Regions from separate parts of the Mus musculus genome. Here regions 1 and 2 are each linked to region 3. Evidence: chromatin loops called from intact Hi-C (ENCODE). Cell type or tissue: left cerebral cortex. All regions are shown on one strand.

What was found. Hi-C counts contacts between places; a loop is a spot of excess contacts. Peaks named below come from ENCODE experiments on the same cell type or tissue, not always from the same donor. Only the 100,000 strongest peaks of a DNase experiment are listed, where the experiment ranks them.
Region 1: it touches region 3 in a loop (2.2-fold over the local background); 2 of 42 quality-filtered maps call a loop at or near these places.
Region 2: a loop joins it to region 3, with 2.6 times the contacts of the local background. A loop is called at or near these places in 30 of 42 quality-filtered maps.

Annotation. Positions count from the first base shown.
Region 1 is chr5:100,761,257-100,769,256 of GRCm38, reverse strand. It overlaps Helq (helicase, POLQ-like), which reads left to right. Exons shown (of 18, transcript NM_001081107.1): 15 at 802-975; 16 at 2,456-2,569; 17 at 4,182-4,316; 18 at 6,621-7,109. The coding sequence ends at 6,758. Among named protein-coding and RNA genes, the nearest start is that of Helq, 33 kb to the left of the region's middle. In left cerebral cortex, no CTCF peak of the experiment used is centred here; DNase peaks (open chromatin) are centred at 1,069 and 3,060.
Region 2 is chr5:100,555,712-100,563,711 of GRCm38, reverse strand. It overlaps Plac8 (placenta-specific 8), which reads left to right. Exons shown (of 5, transcript NM_139198.3): 2 at 950-1,087; 3 at 3,836-3,960; 4 at 7,117-7,232. The coding sequence starts at 979. The coding sequence ends at 7,221. Among named protein-coding and RNA genes, the nearest start is that of Plac8, 12 kb to the left of the region's middle. In left cerebral cortex, a CTCF peak has its summit at 4,716 (motif pointing left); no DNase peak of the experiment used is centred here.
Region 3 is chr5:100,671,135-100,679,134 of GRCm38, reverse strand. Coq2 (coenzyme Q2 4-hydroxybenzoate polyprenyltransferase) reads left to right here and starts at 4,879. Exons shown (of 7, transcript NM_027978.2): 1 at 4,879-5,146. The coding sequence starts at 4,894. In left cerebral cortex, CTCF peaks have their summits at 3,997 (motif pointing left) and 7,539; DNase peaks (open chromatin) are centred at 3,984, 4,288, 4,853 and 7,534; H3K4me3 peaks cover 2,018 bases; H3K27ac peaks cover 910 bases.

The sequences.
Region 1 (8,000 bases), 90 kb before region 3:
ACTTTGAGAGTCTGGTCCCGAGTCTTTTATTTTAGGCATATTTAAGCACGGCACAATTTGGTAAAAATGTTCCTGGTAATAAGTAACTCAGTCCCATGTGCACAATATGAATACACCGAAGGGCTTTGGGAAGCACATGTGACATCTCCCATAAGGACAGGTCCTACAGAGTGACGAGAAAACAAGGCCGTAAGAAGCTCAGAGCTCACCGGACTGTTAGGCACATCACTCCCAGCCTTCTGGATGTACAAGAGGTTCTACACCTCTTCCCGTGAAGGAACACCTCTGACTGTTACCGTTCCTGGCCCCTACTGCTTATCTGGGGGCCCAGGAGCCTCCATGCCTCCCATCCCCTCAGCATATGTGAGGCCGGCCCGGTTTCTCCCAGTTGGGAGGCTACCCTGGCTTCTTGGGTAGGCTGCAAGGAGAAGCCTCCGTGTTTCCTCCTAGTTGTATGGCTCGGGTGTGACAGCTCCTTGGCTCACACGTGATCTCTTTGACCTGAGCTCGCTTTTCACTGACTTGTGCATCTCCTTGTCTTGTCCTCATTTATGAAGATTCCAGTCAGCAAGTTCAGGGCCCGGGGTAAATCCTGGCTGGCGTCATTTACAGGTCCTGAACTAACCGCATCTGCCAAGGCCCTCGTCCCAAGCTGTCACGGTTGTGAAGGTTCGATCTGCTCTCCTCTGCAGAACAGAGACAAGTGACCTTGACTCCTCTGTGGCTGGCCAGGGGCTCTGTGCCGCCTCTGTCCCCGCAGCCACAGCCCACCCACTTAGGACACCTTTTGTGTCTTTATAGAAGGTGGACAAGAACGTTGTCAACAGACTCTACCTGTCGTTTGTGCTTTATTCTTTGCTGAAAGAGACCAATGTTTGGAGTGTGTCTGAGAAGTTTAACCTGCCCCGAGGATACATACAGAACCTGCTTATGGGAGCTGCCTCCTTCTCTTCCTGCGTGTTACATTTCTGTGAGGTAATCAGTTAACTGGTGTCTTCTCACGTTAACCCTGGTAAACTTGAAAGCAGTTGCCTCTCTCCTCCCTGCTGAGTCACTGTGTTCTTTCGGAGCATGCAGCTTTATTTAAAGCCTTTCTTGGTTTCTGCCTTTTTACATGAGGACTGTGTTGAGCTTATGGAAACGATGCAGGAATTCCCAAGTCAGCTAAAACGCTTCAGCAGTGGGAAGTGCAGAGCCCGCCTGTTCTCAGGACCAGGGCCGATGGTTCCAGGCTATCCCTTACAACCTGGCTTCTGTGTGACGACTCGGGAGTGATGAGGGGTTTGGTCAGTTACCCGAGTCCGTCAGCGGCCAGGGGACTGCTCAGTCCCACATCTTCTGGACAGCCATGGGGACATACACATTTACTTCTAGTGTCGGGCAGGCAGCCCTACGTCAAACATAGGCTCTACATGATAGGTGTATATACATGATGCTAAAATTAATATTTTATTTATATATGTTATACATGTTATATATCATATATATGCATGTGCGTGTGTGTGTGTGTGTGTGTGTGTGTATGTGTGTATGGCAGCCTCTGCCTCCTGAGTGCTGGGATTAAATGTATGCACCACCACACACCGCTCACCAGGTTTTAATTCAATTTTCTTTCCTATCTTAAACCTCTGTAGTCTACGAATGTTAATAACTAAGTGTGCCGTAAGTGCTAATGAAGGGTCATTGGTGTATTTTCACTCTATAGCTCTGTTCTGTTCAGCAGCTGTGCTAGTGGAGATGATCTCTAACCAGGATTAGTAGTGAAAACTTAGTGACGTTCTTCCTCCCCTGTGGTGGAAGAGCCTGTGCCACCAGGGCAGCGCAGTGCCGGCCATGTGGCAGTTGGTCTAGAGTCTTTCACACTGCTGTCAGTGTGGATGTGAGACAGGGTCTCTCACGGAGCCTGGAGCTCACCACTTTGGCTGCACACCCGTGTACAAGCACACAGTGCCCCCAGGGCTACAGGCGTGTGCCACTGAGCCGCACAGGACTTTTCTGTGGGTGCTCAAGCTTGTGTCTCATGCACTTAACCCGGAGCCAGGGCCCCAGGCCTCACGCGTGGCTCTTACACAGACAGGCTGATGTGATATCCTCCAGCCACGCGTCATGCCCTACTCAGAGCTCCTGTTCTCGTTAGCTTAAGGGCTTTGTTGACTACCACGCTGCATGTGACTGTCCTTATTTAATACTTCATCTCTGGGTTAACTCCCACAAGTAAAAACTCTTTAGAGTCACTCGACAAACAAAACTGTACAGACACTTCTGAAATTTTGATTAGAAATAACTTTTTTCTTAATTTTCAGTCTTTTTTCCTCCTCCAAAAGCTCCCAAGGCTCCATGCTTCCTTGCGGTTGGGAGGCTCTATCTCCCTTAGCCCTCGCTCCTCCGAGCTGCAGCTCAGTATGTAACTTACATAAAATACAGAACTTACAACGATGCATCTTTGTCTGCTCAGGAGCTGGAGGAATTTTGGGTTTACAAAGCCCTTTTGGTGGAACTCACCAAGAAGCTGACGTACTGCGTGAAGGCGGAGCTAATCCCTCTCATGGAAGTGACCGGGGTCTTAGAGGTCAGCCTCATCCCACCCTCCTAACTGAGTTCATGTCTTCTAACAGAAAAACAAGTTTTACGGTCTTCTGAAGTGTTACTGCGTGGTAGGTTCTAGAAAGAGTCCTACTGTTCCAGGTCCTGTGGAGGAACAGAACCGATGGAATCAGCACATAGAAACAGAGGACTTGATGGATGGGCCTGCGTTGCTGGCTGGTCCTGAGACTGAACCCCGAGCAGTTCCCGGAGAGCTGCTGATCCCCACGTGAAGACTGAGGAAGCTGGGTTTCAGCAGCAGCAAGGACTGGAGGCAGCAGCAGGGTAGATGCAGTCAGAAACAGAGCAGAGTTGGGCATGCAGGGATAGTCTCATGTGCACTGTGTAAAAGCTCAGTGCTCAGTAAAGAGCTGGGTGACCTGGCAGGAGAGAGTGGGTGGGACTTGCAGGAGAGAGGAACTCTGGGAGAGAGAGGCAGGAACATTACCACTACCCGGACTCCGAAGGCGGGTGTGTGAAACTGAGGAGAAGCAGCCATCAGCACGGCAGACGTAGAACAGTGTGAACGGGTTGATATCGGTTAGAAGCCAGTGGGGAGCAAGCCTGAGCTAAGGCCAGAAACATTGTGAATTAAAATAGCCTGTGTCTCAGAACAAGGGAGGGAGGTGTAGAAGAGCCCAGGCTTCCACGTGGGCCAGCAGAGCAACCCCATCCCTGCTTTCAGCACACCTCTTCCTCTCTCCTTCCACCACCACCCCCAAACTCCTTTGGTTTCTTGAAACAGGATTTCTCTTTGCATCCCTGGATGTCCTTGAATTTTCTCTTCAGACCAGGCTAGCCTCAAAGTCAGAGCTCCTCCTGCCTCTGCCTCTGCCTCTGAGTGCTGGGATTAAAGGTGCTCGCCGCCACTGCCCAGCTCCCCTCCAACCTCCTCGGCCTGGGCTGCTGGCAGACAACAGAAAGTGGGGCCTACGCTGGGGTCAGTCAGTCCTTCTAGACCTTCCCAGACAGGAGACTCAGCTGATCCCAGATCAGGTCGCCCAGAAGTCTTTCTCGTTTCCTTCGTTTTAAATCAAATGATGCCACGGCCTCCCAGGAAGCCACTATGTCTGAGAAGTGGATATGATGAAAGATCTCCCGTATGAGAACTTGGGCTCCACTCTCCCCCAAGGACTGTGCCCTGCGACTCAACCATAGCTCCTCTTTCTCCACTGGAGTAAAGAGTTACTCTCTGTCAGTTTGTACCCAGTGCAGTGATGACTGACGGACAGACTGATGGCAGGAGATGGTGGGGAGAAAGGACCCTCAGTCGGGTGTTAGCAGCACGCATCAGCTTCAGTCCTTTTGTCCTCTGCTTTTCATTCTGCGTAGGAAGTGCGTGCACACAGGTGCGCCTGACTGGGTTCCCTTCCCTGGCTTTGTCCCAGCAGCCGACTTAGACCTTGTGGAAAGCTCCCCTCGGTACCTTTCAGATTAGAGCCCAAACATCTCCTCAAAGCTCTGCAGTGTTCTGCTGGGTTACCTCCTCACATTTACATTACTGTCTGTGTCTCTTCCTATCTGTTGCATGTGGGGTTTTTTTTTCTTTTTTAATAATCCCAAATACTCATAGTATTTTTTTTTCTTTAATACTTTAGGGTCGAGCAAAACAGCTATATAACGCAGGTTACAGGAGCATCATGCACTTAGCCAATGCCAACCCAGAAGTGTTGGTGAAGACAATTGATCATCTGTCCAGACGGCAAGCCAGGCAGATTGTTTCCTCAGCCAAGGTGAGCAAGCCTTCCTCGCAAATACGCCGTAGCATCGTGATGAGATATCCGAGCGAAGCAACTCGCATCGAATAACGGTTTACCAAAAACACGTCCGTAGCTCACAGCACTCTGTAACTCTAGTTCTAGGGGATCGGATGTCCTCTTCTGACCTCTGAGGGCACTGCACACACGGGGTGCACAGACACATGCAGCAAGCATCCATACTCATAAAACACACTTAAAACAAAAAGGCCCAGGGTACACAGATTTCCTGTTTTTGACACAGGATTGCCGAGGAGAGAGACCCTAAAAATTAACGCTGTTCTGAGGCCGTCTTGTAGCTCTCTTCTGGGCCTCCTCATGGGAGTCCTCTCCAGTGTGCCTCCCTTCGGTCTTGTACCCGCAAGCTCTTCACTGACAGGGGCATTCCCAAGGCCATCGCAGTGGGCTGAGGTTAAATTTACCTCTGGAGATTTCTACCACCCATACGTGCGCACTGCCCTCTGGAGCCAGCCTATTCTTTCTGGCTATACTTTTCAAAGTTTTAAAGCAGGAGTTTCTCTTTTCTTTGTTGAGTTCCATGGCTTCAGGCTATTTGCTCTCTTCCATCCCCATTTCAAGATTGCTGCTATTCTGTTTGTGTGGGTGAAGCCATTACAGCAATCTGGTATTATGTCCTTGGTCACAAGTGTGTACATTGCTTAGCTTTTTAAAACTTCATTGTTATGTTACTGTGCTAGATAGTCTCGTGTCTACTTGACACACAAACTAGAGTTATCTGAAAGGGGGAATCCTCCATCGAGAAAAAGCCTCTGTAAGATCGTGCTATTACATATTTTCTTAGTGATTGCTGGGGAAGGGCCCAGCCCTTTTGGGTGGTCCTGTCCCTAGGCTGGTGGTCCAGAAAGCAAGCGGATCGAGCTGGTAAGCAGCACCCTCCATGGCCTTCACATCAGCCCTGCCTGCAGGTTCCCGCACTGTGTGAGCTCCCCCCTGGCTTCCTCCAGGGATAAATAGCAGTGTGGACGTGTAAGCCCCCAAACCCTCTGCTCCCCGAGTTACCTTTTGGTCGTGGTGTTTTGCTGCAGCATTAGAAGCCCTCACTGAGATAGTCATTCTCGTACGTGAAGCAGAAGAACTGCTAAAAAGAACTTCCTTCTCATGGTGCTGAGTGGTGCTCACACACGAGCATGGCCTTAGCTGATCTTCACAGTGGTCTGTGGTGGAGACATTTGGAGTGTTTATGGATACAGCATCCACGATGGACTCTGTCCCAGTAGCTGAGGTGTTCTTGGATGGGTAGGGATGCCCTTGCCTCTGCCCCTGCCTGAGGGAACTGAAGGCAGCCCAGCACACAGGCTATGCACTGTGCTTGGCAGTTCTTTCTTTCTTGTGTGCTGTGTTTGAAATTAACCATATTTCCAGGCATGGCAGCATGCATATTGCATGTGCATATTGCATGCATATTCCTTGACACAGGAAGATCTCAAATTTAAGGCCAGCCTAGACTACATGGTGAAATCCTACCTCAAAAACTAACTTTAGGAAGCGGGCTGGAGAGGTGGTTCAGTGGTTAGAGCACTGGCTGCTCTTCCAGAGGACTGGGGTTCACACTCCCAGCACCCTCATGGCCATCACAGCATCTCCGATCTTAGCAATGTGAGCAATGTTCTGGCCTCCAAGAACCATGGTGTATTCACATACATGCAGACAAAACACCCATACACGTTAATTAACTAATTAATTAAAACAAAAATACAGGAGGGCAACTGACAGGAGAGAGAGGAAGCCGATGGCGGGATAACGGGTCCAGTCACGTTCACCACAGGCGCTTTAGTGGAAAGGGTGATAGCTCCGATCATGTTTCTGTAGGAGCCTTAGGAAAACTTTCTTTCTGCAATACTGATGGGCTTTTAAAAGCACGCGCTAAATGAAACAGTTGGCAGAGCTAATTAAATACGTACGTAAAGGATAACAGTTTCAAGAGCTAATTAAATTTTTGCAAAATTTTCTGAAATTTTATAGATTATAAATTTTGTTTAAGTGCCTGAGTCTTCTGTGAAACAAATCGTTGAGTGTAGGAAAGCTCTTTATTTTTGGTGCACTGAACGCTGTGATCAGCTAAAATGGTTTTTAGCAGAATACCTCGTCTTCATTTACTGAACTTGTAAAGTGGGCTGTAAAGTGGGCATTTTTCAGTCTCACTATTTCAGGCCCAGCGTTAGCCATCTGTGTGTCAGAACTCGGGTTTTAGCAGACATACAATGTTGGCAGCTCTCTAGCCAGGTACATTTGGCCTCATGACTGGGTTTTTCATTGCAGATGCTGTTGCATGAGAAGGCGGAGGCACTGCAAGGAGAAGCAGAAGAATTACTGAGATTGCCTGCAGACCTCCCTGGGCTTGGGGGTCCCAGCTCTGAAAGGGCAGGAAGCCATGCTGGGGACGTAACTCTGAGCTAGGGCATTTGCCTGAGATGCCTCCGGCCCTGGAATAAATCCTCAGTACCTCCAAGACAGAAGAAAAGGCCGGGGGGTTGTAAACTGCCCAGTGGTGAGCACCTGTAACGCAGCACTCGGGAGACAGGACGGACAATGAGTGTCAGAAATCAGCTTCAGCTACACTGAGAGTTGGAGGCTAGCCTGGGCTGCATGAGTCCCTGTCTCCAAAAGAAAAAACCCCATGAAGCTGTCTGATGTATGTTTTTTAATTTGACTTATTTATTATATATATATTTTATTATTGAAAATCCCCCGTGTAAATGAAATGTGTATTTTAATTATACATTAAAAGCTGTGGATGAGCTTTTAGAAGGCGCTCTGGGTGATTAAGTCTACCGTCACCTGTAACTGCCGAACCATCTCACTGATAACCCATTTCTCCTAGTCCTGAGTTCCTGTACATTGTTTCCTGCTCAGAATTCTCCTCAGCACACCCAGCCTGACCTGGCTCTTTGCTCACATCTTTCACTGTTTTCTTACCTTCTCCCCGCCCCCCTGGTGTCTTGTTCTTGCTGACAGGTGCCAACGACTGACACACGTGCTGACTTGTGCTGTGGTGCTGCGTTGTAAGCTCAGCTGTCACCCTCATTTCGCCCATCAGTTTGCACCAAAATTACCAGAACCCTGTGTGTCCTAACTGATGTGTTATCATCATTGTATGAAAGTGTTAATATACTTCTAGTGTCAACTCAATACTCAAATCCTATCTCTGTGAAGTTACTCCGCACTCATCCCCGTAGCCCTTACAGGGTGCTCCCCACTGAGCACTGTGAAGTTACCCCATACTCATCCCCATAGCCCTTACAGGGTGCTCCCCACTGAGCACTGTGAAGTTACCCCATACTCATCCCCATAGCCCTTACAGGGTGCTCCCCACTGAGCACTGTGAAGTTACCCCATACTCATCCCCATAGCCCTTACAGGGTGCTCCCCACTGAGCACTGTGAAGTTACCCCATACTCATCCCCATAGCCCTTACAGGGTGCTCCCCACTGAGCACTGTGAAGTTACCCCATACTCATCCCCATAGCCCTTACAGGGTGCTCCCCACTGAGCACTGTGAAGTTACCCCATACTCATCCCCATAGCCTTTACAGGGTGCTCCCCACTGAGCACTGTGAAGTTACCCCATACTCATCCCCGTAGCCCTTACAGGGTGCTCCCCACTGAGCACTGTGAAGTTACTCCATACTCATCCCCGTA
Region 2 (8,000 bases), 120 kb after region 3:
CAAGTAAAAAGCCAGGAGTGTCTGCACACATGTCTCCCAGCACTATAGAGAAGAGACAAAAGGGATGGTTGGGGCTTGCTGGTGGGGCCCTGTATCAAGGGACTGAGGAGGCAAGGCACTGTCATTCCAAATCTACGTCACACCCCTGAACCTCAGCACTCCCTCGTAATGAAGAGATATTCTAACAAGACATACTTCATAAAGGCTTTGCTCAGCTGGGAATTGTGACACACACCTGTAATGCCAGCATATGGAAGGCTTGAAGCAAGGGGGCAGGGCGCAGGGGGCGGGGCATGAGCTTGAAGCTAGCCTGGGCTACGTGATGAGATGCTGACTCGGGAAAACAAGTCAGCATCCTCCACAACAAAAACACAACACTAGGAAAGCAGTTGGGGTGACTGGAAGGACTTGCCAGCCCCTGCCACGAGTCATGGGCTAAGCTGCACGGATAGAAGGTTCAGGTTCCGGTGAACGTGAAGTGATGGAGCCGCTTAGATTCAGGAGAGTTGTGTGGAAAACCGAGGCAGCTGAGCAAGAGCGGGAAGAGAGTGGGCTTGCACTAAGCTTAGGCTGTTCCGTTCAAGAAGAGGTTGTTTTCCACGGTTCTGCAACCCTACCTTGTCCCAGGCCAATGGTTTGTTTCCCATCCTCTGGACATCAGGGACCTGTATAAAATAGCACGCGATCAAGATCACCGCCTCCCCTTTGGTTTCTTTCACCCATGAGAGACACCTGTTCACCTTACCAGTTCAGTGAATTCCTTTCCCCTGAGGCCTCTCTCCTCTCGGAGGTGGAGACTGAAATGCTCTTTATAGATCAACAAGCTGATTTCTCCAACCACGTCCTGTCCCTAGCCAGTGGAGCACAGCAGGTAGGGCTAACTAAAGGGCAGGACACAGTACCTTCCCAGAGCAGCTTCAGGCTGAAACGCCAACATTTTCTTTTGCAGACTTGGTCTTTTGAGACCTCGCATCGAAGATGGCTCAGGCACCAACAGTTATCGTGACTCAACCTGGATTCGTTCGTGCTCCCCAAAATTCCAACTGGCAGACCAGCCTGTGTGATTGCTTCAGTGACTGCGGAGTCTGTGAGTACGGGGAAGGTGTCCCTATAATTGATATACCCATCCTACTCCTCCCTTACTGTGTGGAAAGTTGCTAAGTTACTAACTCATTACAGACTCCTGAGAATCTGGGAATGTTACAGGAAACGTCAAAGACAGTCTACTCATTATACCCAGTTCTTCTCCAGCCACCACCACCAAAAAAAAAAAAGAAAAAAAGAAAATCAACTTACCCCTAAAAATAAATCCTTAAGTTAAGGTAGCATTGAAAGCCTTAAATGATCCTAAAACTGAATGGGCCTGGCCTAGAAATTGTAAACAGATTATTTATGAAACTTTTTTACTTAAATCTGAGGGGCTGTTTGTTTGTTTGCTTTGTTTTTTTGAAATAAGGTTTCTTTGTTTTAGCTTTGGCGATCCTGAAACTCTCTCTGTAGATTGGGTTGGCCTGGAATTCAGAGATCCACCTGCTTCTGCTGGGAATTAAAGGTGTATATCACCACCATCTGGCTAAACCTGACTTTTAAAAAATGTATTTATTTTTATTTTATGTGCATTGGTGTTTTGCCTGCATATATGCCTGTATGAAGGTGTTGAATCCCCGAAACTGGGGTTATAGACAGTGTGAGCTGCTATGTGGGTGCTGGGAGTTGAATCCAGGTACTCTAGAAGATTAGAGCAGCCAGTGCTCTTAATCACTAAGCCATCTCTCCAGTCCCCTAAACCTGATTTAAAAAAATAAAATAAAAACACAATGGCAATTAGATCTCTTCTTGGTTGCATATACAGTAAATCTTGTCTTATAGTCAGTCACAGGACACTTTCAGAGAGTCTCAGCACTGAATCTCTACAGTTGCCCTTGCCGGGCGTGGTGGCACATGCCTTTTTAATCCCAGCTCTCGGGAGGCAGAGGCAGGAGGATTTCTGAGTTCGAGGCCAGCCTGGTCTACAGAGTGAGTTCCAGGACAGCCGGGGCTATACAGAGAAACCCTGTCTCAAAACAAACAAACAAACAAACAATCAAACTATCCAAAAAACAAAAGTTGCCCTGTCTGCAATAAGATCTCTCTGAGTGAACGTGGAAGACATCGAGGTGGGCGGCAAAGGGAATCAGCAATTGTCCTCAGCAATTCAGGAAGGAGAGGTTTGCTTTGAAGCAAAACTCCTCAGAATGGTCAGGATGGGAGTACACAAGCTTTAACTCGAAGTGGGATGGAACTTGGAACCGAAGGAAGCCAATAACTGCATAGAAAGCAAAGGCATGGAATTCCAGTCGAGTTTGCCCACAGCTTTCCAATGCTTCACTAGGTAATGGGGGCTCATTGACTAACGAGTCCCACGACATGATTGCGACGTCAAAGTGGCTAAAGACTAACTTTTACTCCTCCAGCCCCAAGTAGCTACTTGATTATCTGAATGTACCCTTACTTGGATATGTGAGTTTTACTGTAGGGCTGCCAAGATGGCTCAGTGGGGAAAGTGACTGTGGCCCTGTTCCCCAGGACCCACATGGTGGAAGGAAAGGACCAACCCCTGAAAATTATCCTCTGACCCTGTCATGTGTCTGCACACATTAAATAAAATGTAATGTTTAAAAGTTCGTGTGGGGTGATGGGGTGAGTTCTAATGCAGCCTTCATTGTTTGGGGGCAAATTTCCTTCCATCTGTCCTTCCTTCCTTCCTTCCTTCCTTCCTTCCTTCCTTCCTTCCTTCCTTCCTTCCTTCCTTCCTTTATTTTCTCTCTGTCTCTCTCTCTGTGTCTCTCTGTCTCTGTCTCTGACTCTCTCTCTGTCATTTGTTTGTTTGTTTGTTTGTTTGTTGGAGGCGGGTTTCTCTGTGTAGCCCAGGCTGTCCTAGAACTCTTTCTGTAGACCAGGCTGGCCTCAAATTCAATACCACCTGCCTCTGCCTCCCGGGTACTGGTATTAAAGGCACATACCACCACTTGGTTTATGGCAGATTTTCTTTCTTAATATTTATGTATTATTTATTTATTTAATGTATGAGTAGGCTGTAGCTGTCTTCAGACACACCAGAAGAGGGCACCAGACCCCATTACAAATGGCTGTGAGCCACCATGTGGTTGCTGGGATTTGAACTCGGGACCTCTAGAAGAGCAGTCAGTGCTCTTAACCTCTGAGCCATCTCTCCAGCCCCTATGACAGATTTTCTTAATGCAGATCTGAGCAAATTAATCTCTTACAAAATACTTGGTGGCTCTTCCTGGCCTTGATGCATACATAAATACTCCTAGTTTATAATCAACACGCACACACACACACACCCCTCTTCCACCCAGCACCTTGGCCACAGTGAATGGATGAGACAAATTACCTCAAAGAGGCCTTATTCCCCCTTTAGTTGTTAAAAACATTTCTAAGCATGCTCCACCATTCAGCTCAAGTAGTATTTCCCAGTTAGAGCCTTGCAGGCACCACTCTGAAGTGACCCAGGGCATCCTAGGCTGGTTCTCCTATCTTTCCTATCTCCTAATCTTTCCTATTGTATCCTGCAACTGGATTTCGGTTGGGGACATTGTTAGTACCAAGGGTTTTATGAATAGATTGCAGTAATTTATACATGAGTCGTACTACTGGAAAAGGGCTAGGTCTTTTCCTGTACGGTCCCTCTTGAAATGATGGGGTGGGGTCATAATGAAGCCCCACCCAAACAACGAAGCCAGACTTGCAGCAGAGAGGAGAAAGGCCTCATCTTGGTGTAGCCAATGGGGACAGACTAAAGTAACATGTACCCCTGTTTTCATGTTTCCAGGCCTCTGTGGGACCTTTTGTTTCACTTGTCTTGGATGTCAAGTGGCAGCTGACATGAATGAGTGTTGTCTGTGTGGAACAACGGTGGCCATGAGGACTCTCTACCGAACCCGATACGGCATTCCTGTGAGTCTCTTACCTTTGGTATCATTCTAGCTGGCAACTGTATTTACCGTAGCTGTTGTCCGAGTGGCTGCCATTTGACAATATCCAAGCTCTGAGTTTGATTGGCCAGAATTTTGTAAGGAGCTACAACCCTAAATTCAGTGGACACAGCAGTAATACATTCTTCCTTTCTGTTCCTCAACGTTCTATTAAGGAAGTAACTCGTGTTTGCAATGTGTACGCATTAGGTAACTAAACCCGCCACCAATGCTTGTGTCTTGTGGGGGAAGGTCTGCCATGTTTTACCAATGAAGACTTCAAAATGTGTAAGAGGTAGAGTCTTTGACCCAAAGATGTGCTCTAATAACAGAGAGGGGAATATCCAATCCAAACTGTCTGTCCATGCGCTTAACATTATAACACTCTATGAAATGGGGTAGTCTTTTAATCAGAATTACAGGGTGCGTAGATGAGTGTGTGTGTGTGTGTGTGTGTGTGTGTGTGTACACATATTCCTATATATACACATTCATATATATATATATATATATATATATATATATATATATATATATATATATATATATATATGACTATATACACACATACATACATTTGCTTCCCTCTGTGTGTGACTATAGAAAGAGAGACAGAGATAAAGAAAAATGAATGTCTGGGGCTGGAGAGATGGCTCAGCACTTAAGAGTTAAGGTTGCTCTTCCAGAGGTCCTGAATTCAATTCCCAGAAACCACATGGTGGCTCACAATCATCTGTAATGGGATCTGATGCCCTCTTCTGGCCTAACAGGTGCAGATAGAGTTCAAATATATTTAATTAATTAATAGAAAAAGAAAAACAGAGAGAAAGAGAGAGACCCGTTGGTGATTTTAAAGCCATGATGGAAACCCATAAGTCATAAACTTGGGGAGTAGGCTGTCGAGCTGGATAGATATTTGTGGATGAATTGGCATTCAAGTCCACGGGCAATTTACAAGCAGACTTTTTTCCTATTCAAGAGAAATCCATTTTTTTTTCTATCAAGGTCTTCAGCTAGCTGAGGGTGATAACACACACACACACCCCTGAGATTTTAGGGCTTGGAAGTTGAGGCAGGAAGATTAAGAGGTTGACACCAGCCTGAGGTACATAGCATGACCCTGTCAGAAAGAAGGGGCGTCAGGAGGGACAGGCCAGAGGATAAAGCTGGAGAGAGCTCAGTTGGTGAATCCTTGCTCTGCAAGCCTAAGGACCTGAGGTCAATCCCAGCACTGGGGAGGTGGGGACAGGTGGATCTCTGTGGCCCCCTGGCCAGACTCACTGAGTCTCAGGTCCCAATAAAAAGGTCTTTCACTAACTGGAAGAGAGAGGTCCATCTATGTTATGTAAAGTGATCTATTGTATCCCAAGTCTACAGACTTAAACATTAATTTTTATGTCAAATACATCTTCAACAAACTTCTAGAATGATGTTGAACCACACATCTATGTCCATCTATGGCCTAGACAAGGTAAGACATAAACTTGACCATCACAGAAAGCAAAAAAGCATGCAGCATTTTCCAGGAATCTATTTTAATTTCACTGAAATTGTTTTTTCACTTGAGAAATTTAATCGGTATCTTTTAATTGCAAAGTAAATATCTATCTAATTTAAAAAAAACTAACAAACTTAAAATAGAAACGTATGAAGTAAAAAGTGAAAATTGAACCCTTTAGTTACCAAGTCCACTGCCTGGTTGGTAATAAACAATAACTTGTGAGCATCTTCTTCGGCTATGCTTCTGTCCTTGTGACTTACAGGAACACATTTCTGTAAATGCTGATGGTTTGTAGATTGATAGTCTCGGAGGGATATTTGTTAGTATCTTGGAGTGTGTGCACCCAGTCTTAAGACCTGCGACAATACCCACCCTTTTCTCCTGTGCGTCTCCTGGAGCCCTGAGGCCCACATTGGGAGGCTCTGGGATTGGACCTTCTGCCCTAGCGTCCCAGGACAACTGCCCTAGGGCAGGTTTGGCTCTCTGCCCGATTTCCCTGTTCCCTGATGCTTAACTTGGGGTTTATCTAGTGTAACGTCCCCACCTCTCCGCCCATGGCTGCTTCCTGTTGTGAGTTCTGCGACTCTTGCTTGACTTTTCTCCTTCGAGGATGGGAATTCTAACCTTCTGTGTTTATCCCAAATTGCCTTACTTCCCTGTTTCCTAGTGTGGATTTCTTTTTTAATGGATGAAAACTGCAGGCCTCAAGCAAATAGTTCTTTAAATGATCTCATTTTATAGACTGTCATTCCCTGACTTCCTTTGCCTAGAGCAATTTTTATTCCCTTTGCTTTGGATGTTCTTGGACATTCGCTTCTCCGCGTGGGCTTTACCTACAAACTCCACCGAGCGCGAGCCCGGCTTTAGTGCCCTTACCTTCCTGGTTCCCACCCCATGCCTCTGTGTTCCTTTGCCTAATTCCTTGTCCAGGCTTTATGTGTATAAATGTGTCACAGTCAGTATCTTAAAGCGAGTGTGGTTACATTTCCTGCCAAACTTTTACTTTCTAAATTGGTTTTTAGGAGTACTTTGACCCCAAGTTCTTTGCCACTTCCCTAAATCTCTTCCCAAACTGCTCGCCACATCACGTGCCCAGTGCTTTTCATCCTGGTGTAATTGTTTTGAGCCAAATAGCGTCCGGGCTGTGAGATCTGACGTTCTAAGTCTCCGTCTTGTACTCTCGGACTTGGTAGTTTGATTGACACTTATATTCTCAGAATTATAAAGTCCTAGAATGAAGAAGCAAGTGTTACATGGGAGAAAGTCAGCTAACGTTTTCCTAAAGGTATCTAAACTGAATCCAGGGCAAATGAGATGGCTCAGCAGATAGAAAAGCACTTCCGGCCAAAGCGGACGACCCAAGTTCAATCCCCAGGACCCAGAGGGTGGAGGGAGAGAACTGACTCCTGCAGGTCCTCCTCCCCCACCCCCATCTCTGTGCACAGGCGCACTCGAACACACACACACACACACACACACACACACACACACACACACACACACACGAAATAAAAAAATAAACCGTAAAAAGTAATAAACAGAATCCAAAGAATCGGTGCTTTTGGCTCTCCTTAAAATGCCCCAAAAACCCACAAGCAGTGCTGGCTTCCATTCATGTGTCTCCCGTGTCTTCCACAGGGATCTATTTGTGATGACTACATGGTCACACTCTTCTGTCCTGTTTGCTCTGTGTGCCAACTCAAGAGAGACATTAACAGGAGGAGAGCCATGAACGCTTTCTAAGGAGCTGGATGGTGAGTTAGTGTGGGGCTTGGGCCACAGAATTAGGGGCTGGGGAAGTTATTCATTGTTTGGAATAACACTTCAGAAGTGACAGTTTCTTAAGTCTCCCGTGCCATCTCATTATAATAATGTAATATAATTGGTTGTGATTTTTTTTTCTTCGTTTAAGCCACATTTATTGAATAATGGTGACATTTTACAAACTTACCAGAATCATTTTGGTCTATGAATGAAGCAACTTACCACTTATATAAGCTACAGAGTACACAAGACAAGTTGAAGCTGGGCTTGGTGGTGCATCCTGTAACCCCCAAACCCGGGAGACAGAAGAAGGGTTGCCCTCAAACCCAGTGTTGTCTACAAAATAAGTTCCAGTCTACTCAGGGCTACATAAGAAGTTCTGTCTCAAAGCTTAAATGATGGAGGGGGGTGGTTCACTGTGTAAATTACTTGCTGTTTAAGCAGAAGGACCTGAGTTTGGAGTCCCAGAACCAATGTGTGTGTCCAATATGTGTGTTCACACCTGTATGCATGCATGTGTGAAAGTGTGCAGGTGTGTGAGTTTATGAGTTTGTGAGAGTATGTGTGACTGTGTGTGTGCCCGTGTGCACGCATGTGTGCATGTGGGTATGAGTTTGAGTGTGAACGTGTATGTGTGTGGGGTGTGTGTGTGTGTGTGTGTGTGGTGTCCAACACTTTATAATCCCGACACACAGGGCTGAAACAATTGAATCTCTGGGGCCCGCTGACTAGCAAGGCTAGACAAAAGAACAAGCTTC
Region 3 (8,000 bases):
AAGCCCAATGCCTAATTTTTCACTTGTGTGACGGTAGCAACATCTAACTTGTTCATTCATCCCAACCTTGCCTCAAACTCTTTCAAGATTGATTTCTTATTATTTTACCTGGTGGGTGGGGACTAGGGAACATGGGCTGACATGGGTGCACCAGCCCCCACAGGGCAGGAGCAAAACCATCACATTCCCTTGGAGTTGGAGTTACAAATGATTATGAGCCATGCTGGGAACTGAAATCAGGTCTACTGCAAGAGAGGTTAAATGTTCTTAACCACTGACCCACCCATTCTCCCTGCCCTGTTGGAACTACCCAAGTGCCTTTCCATTCCTTACAGGGCAGTGAGGTTCTTCACCAACTGGCACCTGCCTTTCATTGGTCTTAACCTTAGGCACTTCGTCAACTCTGTTCTCTCTGCACACAAGATCCGAGCAGCATGTGCCCGTGCCTTGTTTCCTTCCCATGCACGTGTGTGTGTGTGTGTGTGTGTGTGTGTGTGTGTGTGTGTGTGTGAGTCTGTGTGCAAGTGCGCATTCCCTCTGGCTGCTCTGTCTCCTTTCTAGGTGACAAATGTTTATGTGTGTGTGAAGGTACATTCAGACCTTAACCTCAACACCTCCTCCAGCATCCAAGCGACTTATTGTTCTACTCTCTCCGCAGACTCTTCCCTGACACTCACAAGCTATTTAGCCATTTTCACCTCATGTCACGTGATGCTTGCAAGTGGACATGTCACGTGACACAGAATCTTCATCAGTTTCATATTTCCTGTGATCCGTCATACTGTCACAAATATCTTTCTAATGACATAAACTAGCTGACAAAAACTAAAGAACAGGCCACCCAAGTTCCAACCCTGGAACCCACGTAATGTTTCGTGGAGAGAACCGACCCCACAAAGAACTGACCTCGAAACATGCAGGGCGTCATGTGTGCCTCCCCCAACCACACACACTAATAACAAAAATGGACTTAGGCATTTTGATTTTGAATATTCAAAGAATTTATATTTGAAACCTGAGATGGTATTGTCTGCGTAAATTTAAGTTCCTACTTTTTTTTAAAAAAAAAGGCTAGAACTATGTTGTAGATTCTATCCAACTTATTAATTAGAACTTCATGATTGTGTAGAGTCAGAATGTTACAGATCCAGAACCAAAATTACCTTTGACTATTGTCTTCATCAGGGTTTCTATTCCTGTACAAACATCATGACCAAGCAGCATGTTGGGGAGGAAAGGGTTTCTTCAGCTTACACTTTCACATTGTTGTTCATCACCAAAGGAAGTCAGGACTGGAACTCAAGCAGGTCAGGAAGCAGGAGCTGATGCAGAGGACATGGAAGGATGTTACTTACTGGCTTGCTTCCCCTGGCTTGCTCAGCTTGCTTGCTTATAGAACCCAAGACTACCAGCCCAGGGATGGCACCACCCACAATGGGACCTCCCACCCTTGATCACTAATTGAGAAAATGCCTTACAGCCAGATCTCATGGAGGCATTTCCTCAAGGGAGGCTCCTTTCTCTGTGATAACTCCAGCTTGAGTCAAGCTGACACACAAAACCAGTCAGTACAACTATCTTTAGTTCCCTTGCTAATCAGTCACTGCTAACCTCTGTCTCTGAACTAACATCCAACCATCACATGAAACCTTTTAATGTATTCACTTAGTCTACCAACCCCAAACTAATTGCCAGAGGATTTATTCCTTCCTTTTGGTGTGTACTATTACTTCTATGTTGGAACATGGTTCTGGGGTAATCTGAAACCGTGTTCTTGAACCACAGTCATGCATGTGGCTCAGAATAGACTCATATTCCCTGTGAAGTAAGAGGTATGGTTTTGTGTTGATGTATGCTACCTATTTAAAAATATTTGTAAATTTACTTGACTATTTTGTTAGTCATTGCTCACTGGTGCTGGCCACTGAGACTGATCTGGGTTAAATCCCTGAGATCCACATATTTGACTTCACACACATGTGAACACATGCACACCCAGACACTCACACACACATATGTGGACTCTCTCTCTCTCTCTCTCTCTCTCTCTCTCTCTCTCTCTCACACACACACACACACACACACACACACATCACTACACCCAGATGAAAATCGTTTTTTAAATTATTGAGGCAGCTGGACATGGTGACACGTGCCTTTCTTTAATCACAGCACTTGGGGAGGCAGAACAGGCAGATCTCTGTGAGTTTGAGGTCAGCCTGGTCTACATAGAGAGTTACTGGCCAACCAGAGCTACAAAGCCCAACCCAGCTTCAAAAAATGAAGGGAGGGAGGGAGGAAAGGAGGGAGGGAGAAAGGAAGGAAGGAGATGGGGGAGGGAGAGGGAGAAAGAGTCAAAGTAGTTTAGAGGCATGTACAATAAGAGGCATATGCAATACAAATTGCTGGTAAGATACTTCTAATAGCCGATAGGTGTATGAGAAAGGCACGGCCGCATGAAGACCAGTGCTCAGTTACATTACTGAATGTTAAATGCAATAACATTGAAGTTTCCCTAATCTTTCTTGTCTGCCTTGTTAGTGAGACCTTTTAAGCTCACATGCCTGTTAGCTTTTAATCTGCACCTTATCTTATTGCTCCAATGATTTTCATTATTTATTTCACCCTTGTGGTTCACAGCCTCTCCACAAAAAGAATACTTTCCAAGTCCAGGAATAGAACTTCCCAGGGCATATGAGTTTGAAACCATTTTTACCTTCTTTAAAAAACAAAAAAACACTCATGGAAGGAGTTACAGAGACAAAATTTGGAGCTGCGACGAAAGGATGGACCATCTAGTGATTGCCATATGCAGGGATCCATCCCATAATCAGCTTCCAAACGCTGACACCATTGCATACACTAGCAAGATTTTGCTGAAAGGACCCAGATATAGCTCTCTCTTGTGAGACTATGCCGGGGCCTAGCAAACACAGACGTGGATGCTCACAGTCAGCTATTGGATGGATCACACGGCCCCCAATGGAGGAGCTAGAGAAATTACCCAAGGAGCTAAAGGGAACTGCAACCCTATAGGTGGAACAACATTATGAACTAACCAGTACCCCGGAGCTCTTGACTCTAGCTGCATATGTATCAAAAGATGGCCTAGTTGGCCATCACTGGAAAGAGAGGCCCATTGGACTTGCAAACTTTATATGCCCCAGTACAGGGGAACGCCAGGGCCAAAAAGGGGGAGTGGGTGGGTAGGGGATTGGGGGGGTGGGTATGGGGGACTTTTGGGATAGCATTGAAAATGTAAACGAGGAAAATACCTAATAAAAATAAATAAATAAATAAATAAATAAATAAAACAAAACAAACAAACAAACAAAAAACCAAAAAAACCCAAAACCTCAAACATTTATTCCATGTATTTAGTTATTTAGTGTGTGTGTGTGTGTGTGTGTGTGTGTGTGTGTCTCCCACGGAAGGCCACAGACATCATGTCACAAAAGCAAAAGGTTGCTATTGACCCTCTATGGAGTTAACAGAACAGGGCAGAGAGCCATGGTCGCTCCTGCTTCATGCTAATAACTATTCTTTGGACTCAGTCTAGTCTTTACTTTTATAATGTCCTACTACCACTGCAGGACAAGTTGAAATGGGTTTGAGAGTGAAAAAGTTAGTGGACTTTAAAATACATTTTTTTCAAATAAAAAAAAAGCAATTTTAAAAAACAGCTTTATCATCCTTTCCCTCTAAAATAGAAAGCATTCGCAATGATTTTTGCATTTTAAATATTGTGTTGGGAACTCCAGGCAAATGGAAATAGTGTGCAAGTGTGAAAGAGCCTCGTGTTTGGCATGGCGGCACCTATGCTACCTGAAAGGGTGCTTGAAAATAAACAGCGTGGAGGCAACTTTTGGGAAAAGAAAGGAGCCTCAAAGGCCGCAAACCTGTAGAGGAGCTCAACTGGCAAGCAGCAGATGGAGCTAAAAGATCAAAGGACCAGCAGCGCTTCCCAGACTGCAAAGGCCAGCGCGCCCCCTGCTGCACCTTCCTCAAGCGCCAGGCCAGGATCACAGAACTCACTTCATAGGCTTTAAGGAAGGGCACCGAAAAGGATACACCACCATCTCAAAACACTAAAATCCAGATAAGCGACTTGTCCAGAGCCAGTCAGTGAGGGGTTACCGTGGAATAACACATACCAGGTACCTGCAAACATGCAACGGCCAACTATATTAACAAGGGTCGCATAAAGTTGGTTATTGTTTTGTTTTTCTTTGTTTTATTTTTCAAGACAGGGTTTCTCTGTGTAGCTCTGGCTGTCCTGGAACTCACTCTTTAGTAAGCTGGCCGAAAACGTAAAGATCTGACTGCCTCTGCCTCCCGAGTGCTGGGATTAAAGGAGTGCGCCACCACCACCTGGTTATGAAGTTGTTCTTGAGTGAAACTGCATCCTTTTTAGCTGTCAAACTTAGGTTCACCTCGAGTAAAGAATTTCCCTTAAGTATATAGATATAGATAGATATACTTAAATTCATATATATGTATATATATGAGTATATGTATATATGAATATACATATATAAAAATTTACATAATTTGATTTGGCTTTTTGTTTCCCTTTTAGTGTTAGAAGGTGAACATTCCATGTAGTTAACATTTTTGGACTTAAGTTTTTCTTTTTATGGTAGAACTATTCCATACAAATAAACAAACACTCTCCTTTTGAGTTCATTAAGAAGCCTGGAGATGGAGAGATGGCTCAGCGGTGAACAGCACCTGCTGCTCTCCTTACAGAGGACCCAGGTTTGATTTCTAGCACCATACGGCTCAGCCCGGTCTGTAAATCCAGTTCCAGGAGCGCGCGCGCCACCACTGCGCATGCCTGCCCGCGGCCCGTCGCCCTGGATGACGCCACCGACCGGCGTCCAGCCTGGCGCCATGCTGCGCTGGGGAGGCGCGGGGCTCGCGCGGGGCCTGCGGGCCGTTCGGTCCGCATGGCTGCGAGGTCCGCGCGGGCTCCCATTGGCCCTGGTGCGCAGCGCAGGGGTTCCGGGCGCGCGGGATCGGCGAGCCCCGGCCCCCGGGACGCAGCGGGGCCGAGCTCTCAGCCTGTCGGCCGCGGCCGTGGTGAACTCGGCGCCCCGCCCGCTGCAGCCCTACCTGCGCCTCATGCGCCTGGACAAGCCCATAGGTGAGTGGGGCGGGCTGGGCTGCGCTGCGCTCGACAGCCTGCCTGCCTGAGGAGCAGGGCCGCAGTGACCGCGACTCCGCTGCGATGCACCCATTGGGCCAGTCCCCTCGGGACTCGGTCAGGACCTTAGCCAGGGACACGCAGATTTTCCCTCGCTCTGAGCCGGGAGTCCCGGAGGCGGACGTTGATAATCACATATTCCCAGACCATTCCACAAACTCCAGACCACTCCTACCCCATTCAGATGTGAGCAGGTGCTCCTTTGCTTTCACGAAGCTTTTGATTGTTGATTTGCAGTTTTGAAGCATTTCTGCATTCATTAGTTTTCGATTTTTGCCTCCAATTATGTAAGGCCCAAGGGGCATGTAAGTAAGACTATTGAAATCAAGGCTCCTCGTCAGAGCCAGACCAGAAGGACCCCAAAAGTGTTACTACTGGGCTTTTTTTCCCCCTCATCACCGGTTACAAAGATTGAGAGCATCTGAACACAGCCGGGTTATCGTGCTTTAGAATTGCCCGCCAACGTAAACTCACACAAGCCTCTCTATGACCTTCTTTTTCTCAGTCTTTTTCATCAAAGTGCTCACGGACTATTGACACCTGTGACACAATATAAGCTCCGTCTGCACGCAAGGTTTCTGTCTAGTTGGTAAAACGATGCCCGGAGTTGTAGATGAAGTCACCTGGCCTTAGTGACAGAATGAGCTAGGAAAACTACCAGCTTTGAAAGAATTTGTTTCTGGCTGGAAAAGACAGTTGATAACCTAGGAAAGTATGGAAAAGTATCAGAGGTATAGGTCATGCACAGGAAAAGAAAAATAACTTACTGTCTCCAGAGTTCGAACAACTGAAAAAAATAGTACTCCAAAGGAAATGCTATATTATAGAGTAGAGAGGTCTTGGAGAAATATTTTCAAAATCCAAGGGTAGCTAAATATGGTGGCTCACATCTATAGTCTAACATCCAACGGCAGGAGGGCTGATTCAAGTTGCAAGTCAGTCTGGGCTTTATATTCTGAAATAAAAGCCAAACAAACAGACTTAGTGCTGAAACATTAAGACTAGGAGCCTGACCTGCAACCCTGGAAAGATGTAGGAAGAGGGATACAACTGAATTCCAGCTAATCTAGATGTCAGTATGTACAGTTTCAGCGTATGGAAGAACATCCAAATGCCAAACTTATTTGTTCTGCCTTTACCTATCCAGGACCCCCAACGTGGCCCCGTTTGGGTTTGGTGTTTGTTTTTGGACAGGGTCCCATATGTGTCTTTGGCTAACCTTGACCTCCTGCCTCCATTTCCCAGTTGCTAGGACTGCAGGCACTCTCCTCCATGCCTGGCTGGACCTGTTTTATTTTGCATAAGACAAGGGCTTGCTTTGTACTGCAGGTTGGCCACAAACTCCAGAGCTTGCCTCAGCGTCCAGGTGACAAAGTGGGTGGGGTGGCAGTAGCCAGGTGTCACTGTTGATATTCTAGATGTGAATGCTCCCTGTGTGGGTTTTAAGCACCGAATCACTGCAACAAGAGATTATAGACACCTATTAAATAGAAGGCAGGCCTGCCATTATTAGGGTGTTGTATAATTCAGGGTTTACACAAGCATTTTATAATTCTGTTCTTAGATTCTGGGTGACAAAGCTACAAGAGAGACTTGCAGACACGCAGGACAGATCAACAGCTGCCATTGTTTCTGTTTTCACAATTAAGCATCATTAATCTAGTGGCTGTACATCCTGCCATGTAACAGGACTCTATAAAGTGATTCTGAGCCACATTTTTGAGCCAGACCTTGTGGTTTTGAACCTTCAGCTCAATCCAGTGGAGGGACTGTGGTTAAATTACTTTCTGTCTCTGCACCGTCGTTTCTTTCTCTATAAAAGGAAAGTGCTAATGTTGACTTTAATCTACACATGGTAAATACTTTGACCATAGTGCCTTCACATAAGGGCTCCTGAGGCATTAGTCACAGAACTGGAGATTAGAGAAACGTACCTTTGTAGTTATTTGTGCTGAGTGCCTTAAGATACTGGCCTGTATGTTTTGATTCTAAATAAGACAGTTACAAGGTAAAATTCATTCTGTGAATAGTTTTGGACCCCTGCCTTGTGTCAGGAGCAGAAATTGACAGTAGAGTTCCTGGTTTAATATGTATATGTCTTGTAAGACAGTGATACAGTTATTGTTTTACTGTATTGATGTTATATCTACTTACTTTCATAGAGCAGTATTAGTCGTTGTGTTTTAGAAGGCAGTAGCAAAGCTTTTTTGTTGTTTCTCAGTACTAGGAGTGGAACTCAAAGGGTCTCCCATAGGCTAGTCAAGGGACTTACCTACCACTGGGCTACATCACTGGTCAGTCAACCGGTGTCATTTCAGGAAGTTTTGGCAGGTGGCGCTCTTTCCACCAGGTTGGCAGTGTGTTTCCCTCTTCACTGCAGTTGCGGGTTGTCCTAAGGGAAATCTATCGTTAGAGAATTGTAAGCTCAGTCTACACAGACCTTTAGCCCTGCCCTGCCCATCCCATTCAGAATCTGACCATTGTATTTCCTCTCCCAGAGAATCTTTCCATTTTATAATAAACAAGTCTGTCTACAGCCTGTTTGGCGTTTCTCACTACCTCTACACCTTTCTTCACAGAATAACTGTAAGGAATGAAAGTGTCACAGGGAAGATAGAAAGGAGTGCCCCTGGCAATCAGTGGGGACAGAAGTAGGGTTTTTGTGGGGTTGGGACATGGGTATGAGAAGGAATTTTTGACTTATGGTTCCACCAGACTGCTGGTTTAGAATTCTGTCTTAACACTGTGGCTTTGGGCAAACCGTGACTCCATCTCTCAGTCTCTGCGTTCCTTA